Regions from separate parts of the Homo sapiens genome. Here region 1 is linked to region 2. A link is an interaction called in ENCODE POLR2A ChIA-PET data of the cell type or tissue named here. Cell type or tissue: PC-9. All regions are shown on one strand. Each heading gives the region's core, and the rest is flanking DNA. Links, peaks and the distances in the headings are about the cores only. Region 1 has its middle 33 kb from the start of ATP5MJ. Region 2 overlaps PPP1R13B (protein phosphatase 1 regulatory subunit 13B).

The links. ChIA-PET counts read pairs that join two places held together with the same protein. Peaks named below come from ENCODE experiments on the same cell type or tissue, not always from the same donor. Only the 100,000 strongest peaks of a DNase experiment are listed, where the experiment ranks them.
Region 1: POLR2A ChIA-PET joins it to region 2 with 8 read pairs; 3 of 35 experiments call an interaction of 5 or more read pairs at or near these places.

The regions. Positions count from the first base shown.
Region 1 is chr14:103,883,561-103,893,200 of GRCh38, forward strand. No RefSeq gene overlaps it. Among named protein-coding and RNA genes, the nearest start is that of ATP5MJ, 33 kb to the right of the region's middle. In PC-9, for the core only: no CTCF peak of the experiment used is centred there; DNase peaks (open chromatin) are centred at 4,831 and 5,821.
Region 2 is chr14:103,742,077-103,747,076 of GRCh38, forward strand. PPP1R13B (protein phosphatase 1 regulatory subunit 13B) reads right to left here. Exons shown (of 17, transcript NM_015316.3): 9 at 4,297-4,477; 10 at 578-747; 11 at 1-215. Among named protein-coding and RNA genes, the nearest start is that of ZFYVE21, 29 kb to the left of the region's middle. RefSeq lists an enhancer at 940-1,721. In PC-9, for the core only: no CTCF peak of the experiment used is centred there; no DNase peak of the experiment used is centred there.

The DNA.
Region 1 (9,640 bases), core at 2,136-7,135, 140 kb after region 2:
ATGACCGGGAGCCTCCCGGCCTCCTGCTGTCTGTCATGACCGGGAGCCTCCCGGCCTCCTGCTGTCTGTCATGACCGGGAGCCTCCCGGCCTCCTGCTGTCTGTCATGACCGGGAGCCTCCCGGCCTCCTGCTGTCTGTCATGACTGGGAGCCTCCCGGCCTCCTGCTGTCTGTCATGACCTCCTCTGGCTCCCAGAAGGCCTGGGCTAGTTCATTTCCCCTCAAGATTCCCAAGCCAAGGGTGATGGTGTATGCCTGTAGTCCCAGCTACTCTGGGGCTGAGTCAGGAGGATCACCTGAGCCCAGGAGTTTGAGTCCTGAGGAACATCTCTGAAAAAAAAAAATTAATTAAATTAGAAAACGATTCTCCCAGCACTTTGGGAGGCTGAGGCGGGCAGATCACTTGAGGTCAGGAGTTTGTGACTAGCCTGGCTAACAGTGAAACCCCGTATCTACCAAAAATGCAAAAATTAGCCAGGCGTATTGGTGTACGCCAGCTACTCCAGAGGCTGAGGCAGGTGGATCACCTGAGGTCAGGAGTTCGAGACCAGCTTGGCCAACATGGTGAAACCCTGTCTCTACTAAAATACAAAAATTAGCCAGGCATGGCGGTGCATGTCTGTAATCCCAGCTACTCCTTAGGTTGAGACAGGAGAATAGCTTGAAACCGGGAGGTGGAGTTTGCAGTGAGCTGAGATCATGCTACTGCATTCCAGCCTGGGTGACAGAGCGAGACTCCATCTCAAAAATAAAACAAAATAAAATTAAAATTAAAAAAGAGTCTCAAGATGCCCCCAAAGGACTTGGCAAGTGCCTAGTAATGAGGGCTCTGTAAATGTCCGTTTGAGAATCTATCTCGTCTCAAGATTCTCCTCACTCTCCTTCTCCCCGCACTGCTCCAGCGATGCATGAGCTTGGTCCTTGAAGTTTTTTCTTTTTTTCTTTTCTTGTTTGTTTGTTTTTGAGACAGGGTCTTGGTGTGTTGCCCAGGCTGGAGGGCAGTGGCACCATCTTGGCTCACTGCAGCCTCGACCTACCAGGCTCAAGTGATTCTCCCACCTCAGCCTCTTGAGTAGCTGGGACCACAGGTGCACACCACCACACCTGGCTAATTTTTGTATTTTTGTAGAGACAGGGACTCGTTATGTTTCCCAGGCTGGTCTCAAACTCCTGGGCTCAAGCGATCCTCCTGCCTCAAAAGTACTGGGATTACTACTCAGCCTCCTAAAGTACTGGGATTGCAGGCGTGAGCCACCATGCCTAGCTGGGTTTCTTTACAGAAGAGGGAAGTGAGGTTTAGGGAGGAAAGAGTTTGCCCAGAGTCCCACAGCTGGTCCAAAGCCTGTCCCAAAGCCCATTGTTCTCCCATGGGGCAGCCCCGGTTCTGCCATAATTGCTGTGTGTCCCTGGGTTAATCATTTTCCCTCTCTGGGCCTCCATTTCCCCATCTGCAAAACGATGATGTCTGAGGCCCCTTCTGGCTTGGATGGCTCCACAGTGGACTTTCCTGCCTGGTGGCTGTGGCGGCTCCTGAGGAGGGGGCCCTGGCCTCGCAGGGAGGCCAGTCACCAGCTTCGCTACGAGATCCAGCATGCCAGCCCCAAGCCGGATGCCCTTCATATGGATCCTCGACCACCAAATGCTGCAAACTCTTCATGTTACCGTCCCTTCTCCAGGCTCTGGTTAGAGAACCAGCATTCAGAAAAGCTGATCCAGGACTCCCAGGAAGCACAGTGGGGGGCACCCTGGCCTCTACTCCCCTATCCTTTAAGTAGACTCTGCCCCAGCCTGATGAGGTTTTATCAGGGGACCTAACGGGGACCAAAGAAGGGGCTGGTCTTGGCTCCATCCACGGCCACTAAGGATGGCCCCTTCTCATACCATCTCCCAAATTCCTGTGGCCCAGAGTCCCCCCCATGCCTGCTCCCTGCCAGCTGTCAGGGAGCCTGGGGGAGGTCTCCCTCCGATGGTCCCTCCAGCAAACTCCTGCATGCTCAGGAGCGTCCTTGTCCTCCCACAGCCGAGGTCAGGGCCGGTGGTGCTGACCTCGAAAGTGGCCATGGCCATGCCGCCTCTGCTGGCCTGCTCCAGCGGGCGAGTGCCCCACCCTCGCCTGCAGCCCCAAGGTTCCTGCATGCGGGTGCCTACCTGTGAGAGGGCAGAGGGCAGACCAAGGGCATGGCTCAGCCTGGAGGTGGGAGACTCTGATGGCAGCCACCACAGGGGACCACAACGGCAGGGTAGAGCCCACTGTGGGGGCTCCTAGCCCCTACCCTTCTCCAGGAATGTCCCTGACATGGAGTGGCCCAAGTCTGGACCGGGTCATCCTGTCCCACGGGCTTCAGCCGATTGGTCCCCCAGTGGGCCCTGACTCTAGTTGAGGGTCAGACTCTCCTCCTGAAGCCTGATGGGCCAGGGAGGAGCCCCCGGTTTGTGGGGTAGGTATGAGGAAGGGCCGTAACTGCATTGATGGCAAAATGAATATGTTAAGAGTCCACATACAAACCTTTTCTTCAACCTAAAAGTCCATTTTCTCCTGATTTTAGAATAAGTGAAATCATTTCCATGAGCTTCCTGAAATATCACCAGCCCCGGCACTGAGCTGGCTGTGCCTCAGGGAGACATTGACCTGCCTAGAGGTGGCCCCAGTTTCAAGGCTGCAGACTGGAAGGGTGGGCTCCCCTTTCACCTGGAGACACTCCACCTCCTTCCAGGAGAGTCTTCTTTTTGCCTGAGTTGCGCCCGAACTGGTGTCTGAGTGCTGGTGGCCGAAAGAACTGATAGCCACCGTCCCCCCACGGCTGTGACCTGTGAACCCCGCGGGGCCGTATCAGTTTTCACTGCCGCAGCAGGAACGCATTTCACAATTCACCGAGATTCCCCCCAAGTGAGAGAGACGCGATCCCTGCTTCTGTGGATCCACAGCCAGGGGCGCCAGAGATAAAGCTCAGAATTGTTCTTTTTAAAGAAAACCAGGCCAGGCAAGGTGTTGCACACCCACAGTCCCAGCTACTCGGGAGGCTGAGGCGGGAGAATCGCTTGAGCCCAGGATTCCTGTTTGAGGCTGTGGTGCTCTGATCGTGCCTGTGAACAGCTTCTGCACTCCAGCCTGGGCAACACAGCGAGACCCTGTCTCTAGTGAAAACAAACAAACAAACAAACAAAAAAGCGAGGCAGTCTCCTCTTGATTCCTCCAGCCCACTCCTTCCTCCTCTCTGGTTCCTCTGGGTCTGGCAGGATGCCGTGTGACAGAATGCATCTGGGGGTGGGAAGTGTGGGGTGCAAGACAGACAGACATGTGGGCAGTGGCTGCGGCTAAGCAGAGGCATCCCCAAGGCCGCCCTGCAGCAGAAGGACCCTCTCTGGGGAGGTGTGTAGGAGCCCCCCATTTCATGGTTCTGCCCAGAAAGTGGGATCAGGCTTGGGTGAGAAGCCAGGCCCCATAGAGCCCCTCAGCCTTTACCTAGAACCGGAAAAGAAGCAGGAAGTATGGATGTAAGAATAGACACTCCAGCCAGGCTGAGCAGGACCGGGGGCGGCAGCACCACGCCTTCCATCTGCCTGGAGGCTTGAGGGTGGGCTTCCGCAGGTCCAAGCCCAGCCTGGCTGCCCCCTGCCTCCCTCCCCTTTGCTCTCTGGGTACCTCTGGGCCACCAAGGTGTCTGGGCTGGACACTGTGGAGGGGGCACTGGGATTCTCTGGGGAGAGGGGGGCCAGCCAGGCACCGACTGACAGAGCTGAAACTGGCCCAGTGAGGCGGAGTGGGGGTTGGGGGACCCGGACCCCACACTCTCACCACAGGCCAGGCATCTCCTCTGCCTGGGAGCCAACAGATGGGACCTTGAGGAGCCTGAAGTCAAGGCCCATGAGACTTCCCAGCCAGGAGGGCGTGAGCACACTGTCCGCACCTGAGCCTCCACCTGTCGTGACAGGTACTGCCAGGGCCATGAGACGAAAGCTCAGAGCTCCTGGTGGGAGCTCGGTCTCCCGCCCCATCCAGCTGGAGGGTGGATGGTGCCTTCTCACCTCTGCCCCCTCATCTACCCAGACACGCTGTGCCCTCCTCAGCTGCCTCTGACCTCTAACTTTTCCCTGCCAGGCAGGTGAGACCAAAGGCCTCAAAGGGGCTCATGAATGCCCTCCAGGCCTGGCACCTGCTGTGCACCCACCCTGGCTGCTGCCCTCCCTCCTCTCACCGTCTGGTGGGGCCTCCGGCTCTCCTCCCTCTCCCCTCAGCTCGGGCTGAGCCTGGCCGACCCAAAGGACACTGGGCTCAGAGTTAGGAGACTGGCAGTGCGTTCTGGCCGCCCTGCTGACTAGGCCATCAGGGCCCCTCTGGAGCCTCCATGAGAGAATGGGGTTGGGGGGACCTAGCTGTGCAAACTGTAAAGAGCCACACCCTGCAGGAAGGTCTCTAGGAGGCAGCAGCAGAAACTCCCCAAGCTCCTGCAGGATGGCCCCCGGTGATGTTTGTCTCCTTTTTTCTTTTTGAGACCATGTCTTCCTCTGTCACCCAGGCTGGAGTGCAGTGCCGTGATTTGCAACCTCGACCTCCTGGGCTCAGGTGATCCTCCCAGCTCAGCCTCCTGAGTAGCTGGGACCACAGGTGTGTGCTATCATGCCCGGGTAATTTTTATATTTTTTGGTCTCACTATGTTGCCCAGGCTGGTCTCAAACTCCTGGGCTCAAGTGATCCTCCTGCCTCAGCCTCCCAAAGTGTTGGATTAGAGGCATGAGCCACCTTGCACGTTTGCCTCCTGACCTCAGGTCCCCACGGAGTTGGTCATCTTCTGGGCCTCGCTCAGCCGGTGCTGAAGGTGAGTCATGCTCGATGATGACCTGAGGAGCAGAAGAAGGTGCAGGTGAGTCACCTGAGGGGAACTGGGTCATGACCAGAGCTGTCACCGCTAGGCCAGAGCACAAGAGTGACATCACAGCCAGTGGTCTCCTGGCAGGGACAGGAAGCACCTGCCATGCTTCCCAGCGGCCGTCCCTCTGTCCACCGTCTGTTCCCCGGGGCCTATGCTGGGCCTCACGGCTGAGAGGCAGAGGGGCTGAGGCCCAAGTTCAGGCTCATGGGAATTGCGGGCACAGAGCAGGAGGCAGGGCCATGCCTGGAGCCTCCCTCACCAAAAGCCTCCACTATAAGCCTTTACCACCTTCCAGTGAGTTACACGTGGGGTTCTCAAGTGAAAGGCTGCACTGTGAAATGTAAACTTCCAGGCAGATCATGGTGTTTGATTTGACACGCCCTCCCCGTCTTCTTTTTTTTTTTTTTCCATGACGGAGTCTCGCTCTGTCGCCCAGGCTGGAGCCCAGTGGCGGATCTCAGCTCACTGCAAGCTCCGCCTCCCGGGTTCACGCCATTCTCCTGCCTCAGCCTCCTGAGTAGCTGGGACTACAGGCACCCGCCGCCACGCCCAGCTGTTTTTTTTTTTTTTTGTATTTTCAGTAGAGACAGAATTTCACTGTGTTAGCCAGGATGGTCTCGATATCCTGACCTCGTGATCCGCCCACCTCAGCCTCCCAAAGTGCTGGGATTACAGGCCTGAGCCACCGCACCTGGCCTTTTTTTTTTTTTTTAAACCCAAATCCTCATACAATGCAAATATCTGTGGCATCTAAGGCTCCTGGGAAGCCCCTTAGAGGGTCCAAGCTCCCATGGCTGGGACGAGGGTGCAGGGTGCAGCCAGCCAGCCCCCCCGGGTGGCATTGTGGTAGGCCGGGCCGCAGCCTTGCAGAAGGCTGGTGGGCCCTTAGAGGCCGTGGCCCTCAATGCTCTGCCCCAGGAGAACATGACTCACCTCGTGCAGTGACCAGCTCTGCTCTGCCAGCTCCTCTGTGTACATGGGGGAAATAGGCCGCCAGTGCACACGTTGGTCTGGGACTGAGGGATCACGCATATGGCTCAGTGGGGTGCTGCCTGAGGGCCGGTCCACTCACGCCACCCAGACACCAAGGGCAGGGTGGAAGCAAGGTCTCTTTTTCCTTCCTGGCGGAGGCAGCCTCCACACGGCCTCAGCGGGGGACCTGGGGCAAAGGGCTGAGATTGGGAGAATGGGGGCCCGTACAGCCCCTGGGCAGGACAGTGCACTGCAGTGGAAGCCGAGGAGTGCATGGACTTCTTCAGGGTTCGAGGCTCGGCCGTGGGCGGAACGCCAGTGCCTGTGGTCGGGGTGGTCAGGCCTGGACACGGAGACTCTGATCTCACCGGGAGTTCCCCAAGCCCCGCCCACAGCACGATCCTATCATCTGCTGCCCGCCCCAGCTGGACCGGGGCTATTACATTATTGTTTGTAAAGCGTCCTGTTGTTATTTTCTGATTACCAAGGCGGTACATGTTCACTTAAGCACCGCGTGGGTGGTGGTATTTGCTCCAGTTGGTGGATGGGGCGGTGACTTGCCCAGTTGCAGTTCATCAGCATCAGCAGCAGTGATAGCAAAAAGGATTCAGTCGGTGTCCCTCAGACGCAGCACTGGCAGGGCCATTGGCAGAGACTCAGTGAGCCCCAGCCCCTTCCGACCTAAAGCTGACCACAAATTCGGGTATTTTCTAGACAACTGGGTGCGGCAGCCGGGACCCACCCCAGGCCAGCCTTGTTTCTCCAGCTGTCTCCTGCTGTGGGTCTGGGGATGGGGATGGAGGCGTGGACCCCAAAACTGCTCTGACTGCCTGGAGCCTCCCCAGTGATAGAGGAGGCCACTGGGAGCACAGGGCCCCTCTCCCCGACGGGAAGGCCTCTGACAGCCCATTCTAGGCGGGCTGGGCGCAAGGCTCCTCTGGGGAACCCGGAGCTCAGGCAGGAGGCCTGAAGAGTGGCTGCACTGTGACTGTTTTCCTGGCCCTGATTTTAGGGCTGACCCCTCCCCTCAACACACACCCCACCGTCTCAAATCGTAATATCCAAAGGAGCGTGGGTCACCTCAGTGCATTCTCAGGCAGTCTCACCATGGCCTGCTGATGTGGACGTCACAACCTCATTTGACAGATGAGGAAACTGAGGCTTGGGGTGGAGATGAAGTTCCTGACTCAGTCACACATTGCTAAGTGGCTGAATCTGACTTGAACCTGGTGTCATGTGATGCCAGACAGCCCCTCTGTACTGCTACATGGGCAGCAGGTCTAGGCAAGAAAGTGTCAGCAGCTGGGAGGTGGGAGGGGCGGAGGGTCTTCAGCCCGACCCTGGGCCGGGGCTCCTGTTCTCACACTGATTTGGGATGGGTGGCACAGTGGGGTGCTAGGAGCTGGGACTCTGGCTTCAGATGGCCTGCGGGTCTGAATGCAGGCTCTGCTGAATGCTAGCTGTGCGCCCGTGGGCAGGTCACTTCCCCTCTCAGTGCCTCATTTCCTCATCCTGGAAAGTGGGGAGGATGACCTTGTCTACCTCCTGAGCTGCTGTGAGATTAACTGAGCTGACGTTGCTGGTCTGTGAATGCTGGCCGTGATCCCTGGGCAGGTGGAGTAGGGTTAGCAGCGTCCACCTTGGGGCAAGGCCCACCTGGCCTGGCTCCCAGAGGCCACGCTTCCTGGCCAGGATCCTGAGAAAGGCTGCTCCCTGGCCTGCTTGGAGCTCAGCACAGAGCCTGGCACGCAGCAACACCACCCTGTGTGGCACTGGGGGCTCCTGCCTTTCTTGCCCTCTGGTTCCCACACCCACTGAGGCTGCCCGCAAGCCCTGCCTTCCCACAGGTGCATCAGGGGGAGCCTCAGGTGCCCAGTGTCCACAGTTCTCCAGCGAGTGTCTGACAGATAGGCTCTGCCCGTGAATGCCGGGATCCTGTGAGTCTGGCCTAGTTCCTACACTTGCTTTTCCTGGCCAGGCCTCAGCCAGGACCTATTTCCTAACCTTCGGCCCTGGCCTGGGCACTGGTTCCCTCCCACCTGCCAAGGACGTCTCTGGTCCTAGGCTTCCCCTGTCCATTGCTGGTGTCACTCCGGCCTGCCCAGGCAGCTTCCTCCTCTGCCCTCTAATTGGGCTCTGCACCCTCCCCAGCCTCAGCTCCTGCCACAGCTCTGCTCTCCAGGCCCTGACCCTGTGCACCCGGCACTGCTGTCTGCAGACAGCAGTTCTTCCCGGATGCTCTGGAGTCCCGCAGAGCCTGGCAGCAGGTGAGACCTCCAGGGAGGTTGCCCTGGAACTTGTTTTTCCTGGTGCCCTCCTGGAGACTGCATTCCACCGGGCCTGACATACACCTACGTTCCTCCCAGGTCTCTGGGGAGATCCTCTGGCCAAGGTGACCAGAGCTGGGGAATGTGCCCCAGTCCACGGGGGACCCTGGGAACTGCGCTTTTGGCTGGAGGCTGCACCCTAGGGCCAGGCCCAGAGCAGGGGCTTCTGGGAGCAGTTGCTGAAGGTGCCCACAGGGATGGGTGATTGTGGGCACACTTGGCTGGCTTAGAGACACCGGGGCGTTTGGGTCCAGAGGCAGGCTTGGGAAAAGTCATCGGAAAGGGGCTGGATGCTGGTCTGGGGAGGACTAACGGCAGAACCCCGAGGATGCCGCCGACAGCGCGGGCTCCGAAAGGGCAGCGGGGGTCTGGAGTTCTGATCTGAAGCTCCAGGAACACCCTGCTGGGGTGTTTCAGGTGTTTGAAAAATTCTCTAAGTTATTTGTTTTCTGTTATTTCTTCATGGTTGGGATACCAGGTTCTAGGGCCGCTTTGGTTTGGCTCTGTATTTCATTGTGTGGCTAATCAATTTCGGTCTGACACACTTTCTCTTTTGAAGAAATTATTCATCAGGGTTTGGCGTGAGGAGCACTATTGCAGGATCCTCAGGCATCTCCAAACATTGAGGCAACACTGCGGAAGTGGCTCCCAGTGCCCAGGGCTGGGGGTGAAATTCCCCTAGTCCAGCCCTCACTGCAGCTTCCTGCTGGGCTGCACGCCTCTCCAGGCCAGGGCCTGCCTCGGAGTCATCTCTGACCCAGGGTCCAGCTTGAGGCCAGCATGGAGGAGGCAGCAGCACATGCTTGTTGAATGAATAAATGACCTGGAGTGAGGTGCTGGGGAGACAGGAGTGAGGGCCCAGGCGCGGCCCTCATCGGGCTCTGAGGGTGTGATTCTCCCACACCCTTGCAAGAAGGACTCTATTTTAAACTTTATTTATTTAAAATCGCACAGTAATTCTTGAACGCTCTCATAAAAATTAAAGCATTACCAATAAAATTCAAGTCTATCTTGATCAAGACCCTTTGGTCTTGCCCCTCCTGGTTTGTTTGCCGTCTGCATATTTGCCAGAGTTTTCCTTGTGTGGTGCTGACATATATGAATTCATAATTTTCTGAGGCCCGTGGAAGGCTTGAGCCCAGGAGTTCAAGACCAGCCTGAGCAACATGGCAGAACCCCGTTTCTACAAAAATTGGCGGGTGCCTGTGGTCTCAGCTTCTTGGGAAGCTGAGACAGGAGGATCGCTTGAGCCCAGGAGGCTGAGGCTGCAGTGAACCATGATCACACCACTGCACTCCAGCCTGGGTGACAGAGTGAGAGCCTGTCTCAAAACCCACCAAAATTTGTAGGTTTTTTTTTTTTTTTTTTTTTTTTTTAGCAAGGTAGTCTTGCTCTTGTTTGAGAGGTAGTCTTGCACTCCAGGCTGGAGTGCGATGGCACGATATTGGCTCACTGAAACCTCTGCCTCCC
Region 2 (5,000 bases), core at 1-5,000:
GGCTGGGGGGTGCTGCCTGTGGCGGGCAGCAGGGTGGGCCTCTGTCGACTTGGCAGGCCTGCACTGGGCCTGGGCAAGCTGCCTTCCTTCCTCCTTTCCAGGGAGCTTGTCGACCCAGGACCCAGAGGTGTAGGACTTGGGTATGTCCCATAGCTTGGAGGCAGCTGCTTGCCTACACCCGGGATGGGAGGTGGCACTTTACCAATCTCGATGCCCTAAGTTTAGGTGTTAAGAAGAAAAACAAAGTCACCCTTTGAACAGTTAAGAATATTTCCACCCACATTCCCAAGAGAATACACAGTAGAATTTGTAATCCGTCAAATTGGCTGTGACCAGGACTTGGGGCACACTGTTGAGCTCATTGCCTGTCTGCAAAAGTTCTGACCGAAAGGTGTGTGTACTCGTGGGCTGCTCAGGCTCTTAGGGCCCAGTAACCCTCTAGGACTTTGGGTGTTGTCTGGACAATAACAGGATTAACTTGCCTCCTGACAAGTCATACCCTTTAGCTTAGTACTAAGGCAGAAGAGAGCCCTGTTGAAGAGCCCGCTTGTGTTCTGTGGTAAAGACACAGGCCTACCGGCTTCTCCGTGGGTCCCAGTGCTGAGAAGGGCACAGGCTGGCTGGAGACAGTGCCCTGCTTGACAGACCCCTCCACGCTCGGATCCTTCCAGTCTGCACCGGCCACCTGCACTGGTTTCACGGAAGAGCTAGAATTCTGTTTTAATGTTGGCCAGTTTCCATCATTAGCTTGAAAAGAACACAGAACTTACGTAAAACTTTTCTCAATGTAGTTGAACCAACCTAAGAATAACACTCTGCCAGAAACAAAAACAGCACTGGGACATCCCATTCTGATGCAGATCCATTAACCGAGTGGTCAACCACCAGCCACATGCACAACTGCTGATCTCCTCCAGCACCCACAGACCCGTGCACAAGACCAAGGGACGGGCTCTGCTGGCAGCTCACTGCCAACGCCCAAATCGCCTCAAGTGTTACCAGAGACTCACGCCAAACCAAGGCTCCACTGGTGTGGGCCTGGGGCTGCACCCTATTTTAACACAGGTCAAATCCATTGCATCAGCACCACCAAACAAAATAAGCACTGGCCCTTACTTTTGAAACACTATTTATGAATACAATTACATAGAGCAATAAAAAAGATTTATCTTTTGACTTCATAATAGGTTTGACCTGTAGTACTTTAATTATTGAGATAAAAATTTCTGCCCTCTAAGGTAACTTATGATCACAGGAGGCCCGTGCAGGTTCCCACTGATTTGCGTAGCAGGAGGAGCAGGCTATCATTCTGTTGCAGTGATTAGAAAGCTGGTCATCAACCCCAAGTTTTCAGGAAAGCCACTGAAATGACAGGTTCTTTACAGAGTATTTTCCAAACTGAAAAAGGGTGCAGAAGTATCCCCTTGTAACACAAGGCCCCTCACAGTGGCCGAAAGTCCATTATAACACAGGCTCCTGGTTCTCTTTTACAGGAACAGGTGCTGAACTGAACTAAAGTGTTCAACGCTTCCAGCGCCATCAGCAATATGGGACAGACAGAAATCAGAGGGACTCTTTTAGGCCCTCCTGGCAGGAACAGCACATCCCCTTCCCTTATCCCATCTGCCAGCACAGGCAGGAGGGGATAACTAAGTAGCAGCAGGAAAATCAGTGGTCCTCACAACAACGTCTGAGCCAGAACTCCGGACTCATAGCACATGACGAGGAAGCTTCCCGGCTGCGCTCTGAGCGCCTGGGCAACACAGGGCCCATCAGCCGCAGCCTCACACGGCTTGCTCCTAAGCCAAACTGACCCGATGCAGCCGCACCGCAACCCCAGCTGCATACACTGCTGGGCTGTGAAGTTATGATGCAGGCTCCAGGCAGCGGCTTCTGAGACAGCTCTAGTCAAGCCCCGTGGGTCCTGGCGAGGCATTCCAAGGCCCCTGGACCAACTGCCATCTTGCTCCACGTGGCCTGGAGGATGTGTGGCCAGAAACCTGCAGCCTCCCCAAGGACAGGGCCTGTGGTCTCAGGGTCACAGGGAATGTGGCTGTCCAGGTGCTTCAGAAACCACCCAGCAACAACAGGAAGTTTTATGGAAATCAGCCATAGTGGGGACTAAAAAGCAATTTTCTCCTTTCTTCAGAAGAAGGCAAGAGGTACAGAAGGAAAATCATTTTATAGAGGAACAATTATCTTTTAGTATGATTGTAAAACTAAAAGCCTCATAATAAACTCAGAAATATCTTAATTTTGTAAAAACAAACAAAAAACCCTCCAAAACAAAACCCGCGCTACGCCAGCATCTGTCCCTTGGTGTCACACTCTTTCTAAGGATGGGAGGGTACACGTGGCCCCACCCAGACTCCATACCTGTCTGTTGAAGAAAGGGACAAATTACGTTTGTGTGGCATCTTTTTCAAATCTAGATGTGATGAGCAGACCTTTGTCAGTTTGGAAAAACAAGTGACAGGTGATTTTGTACATATTAAAGAGGACGCAGCTTCCCACTAAGCTTGTCAGCCAACATACGGTTTACAAATGGGCTTGCAGAGGGCCGCGAGGAGCCATAATTAGGCCCGACGTCGAGGTCTGACACTGTCCATGAGCTGGTCACTCTGGGTTTACTGTGGCCATCTGTGTGACACAGAACCAGGACAGCCAACAGCAAGGGATTAGAGTCCCTGCCAGGAGGCTTCACAGCCCAGCTCCACCTCTGGGCTGAGCTGCTGCCCCGACTCTGAAGGTGAGCACAGGTTCCCCGTGTCCATGACTTTCATCCACAGCAGAGGCTAGGACCAGGGCTTCGTGAAGGCATCTCCTTGCTGCAACCCCTTGAGGCAGCACAGCAGACACCAACAAGGACGGGACACAGGAGACATTTCTCACCTTGGGGAGTTTCTCAAAGGAAGTCAGCAGAGAAGTAGCTGGCTGTGCTAATTACCTCCCACTGGAAACAGACAAATATCTACTCCTACCACAGGGTGGTTCAAACTATAAATAACAGCTTAGCAGAGCAACCTGCAGTTAGGGGTTCATGCCAACCCCACACTTTATGTGGCTGCTGAGACACGGCCGTAAGGGATCTGAGTGGGGGCTTGTGGCTCACAAGTGCTGGTGATGCTCTTCTCTTTCGGAGTTCATAACAAGACCCAAGCTCCCCAGTGGGGGCAACAGATGTGTCGCTGTCCCTCCTGGGGGCCAGGCAAGAGAAAATGAAGCAAACAAAGATGAGCACAAATCCACCACAATCCCGAAAAAGGGGCTCGAAACACAGGCCTGATGGCCAGAGAGTAACAGTACTGTTTTCATAAACGAAGGAATGTTTCAATACATCAGGACAGGGATTCCTGATGCTGTGTGTTTCAGGGAAATGTGTCAACCTCAGTCATAAAGAAAGTCTTATTGCAAGGAAGCCCCAACACTTTTAATGCACTGGTTGAGAAACAGACTCTCCATGAACAGCTTGCCCTCTGCTTGGCAGGGGCACCACCCATGGACTACACTAGAGGTCCAAGTCCATCACACAGCACCATTGTGAGGTCAAGACCAAACCAACGATGTGTGGACTTTGATCAATGAGGACAGAGCGCTGTTTGTAGGGGCAGCCCCTCCACTTGGCTGGCTGTAGCCGAGTTGTGGTGAGGCATCCATGCCGGGCCTCAGTGTCCTCAGAGTAAATAAACCTGCAGTAAGAGAGGACACTCGTGGGTCAGTTTTTTTTGTTTTGTTTTGTTTTGTTTTTTTTGAGATGAAGTTTCACTCTTGTTGCCCAGGCTGAAGCACAGTGGCACGATCTCACTGCAACCTCCGCCTCCCAGGTTCAAGTGATTCTCCCGCTTCAGCCTCCTGAGTAGCTGGGATTACAGGTGCACGCCACCACGCCCGGCTAATTTTCGTAGTTTTAGTAAAGACAGGGTTTCACCATGTTGGCCAGGCTGGTCTTGAACTCCTGACCTCAGGTGATCCACCCGCCTTGGCCTCCCAAAGTGCTGGGATTACAGGCGTGAGCCACTGCACCCGGCCCATGGATCAGAGTTTTAATTAATCATTTGTGTTTTGAAAAGCCACACAGTAGAGACCTCTAGTTCAGTAAAAATAACTTGTTTTCCTTTTAGGATTGTTACCACAGGGGAACACAGCTCTCCAAGCGCCTCACGGGGAGACTGAGCCTGGAGTCTGACGATGTGTGGGGCAGAGCCTCAGGAGCCTGCCCCACCCCCCGCCCCTCCACCGCAGGCCCCATTCCCTGCTCACAAACTCTCCCCCAGGAAGAGGGCCAGGACCACTCACCGGATTTGGATCTTCCATGAGCAGCATTTGAGGCAATACTGAGAGACTGGGGCTTTATAGGGTCCCCCAGCACAGGAAAGCTTCCGGCACTGGGAACCTGGATATAAGGCCCCACAGCAGCGACCCTGCCCGATGTGCTCAGAGGGGACTGTGGTGATGACGTGCCATTCACACGGTTCAGCTACAAATTGGGAAGAAATGAGAGTCAAGATTCTCCTACATTCAAAGAAGTCCTAAGCTTAGTGCAAGAGACTGCCAGCTCGGACAGAAAGCACTCACTCAGTGGTTGGTTTTTAGGAAGCCTGTCATCTGGAAAGATCAGCATCTAGAAGGGGAGACTGTGGAGAAGGAACTGTAGCTTCCTATGAGCAATTCTCCGACAACACCCACCCATCTGGAGCTGTACACATGAGGAGCTGATGTGAGGGCAGAGCAACTTCCCCGTGATCCACATGCAGCTTCCCTCTTACTCAGGATACTCTTCCTCCCTTGAGTGGGCACAGAGACACTGGTCAAATCCTGGGCTCTGAGCCTGGCTTCAAATCCCCTCTGTGACTTACTCGCTGTGCTGCTTCGGGCAGGTGACTCAGCCTCTGTGCTCACACCCGTGGAGTCGGGATAAGGGCTGTAGCCGGTACTGTCTAAGCCACGTGGGGCACAGTGAGCACGTAAGGCTCTGACTCCCAGCAATGGGCCCAGTTCCC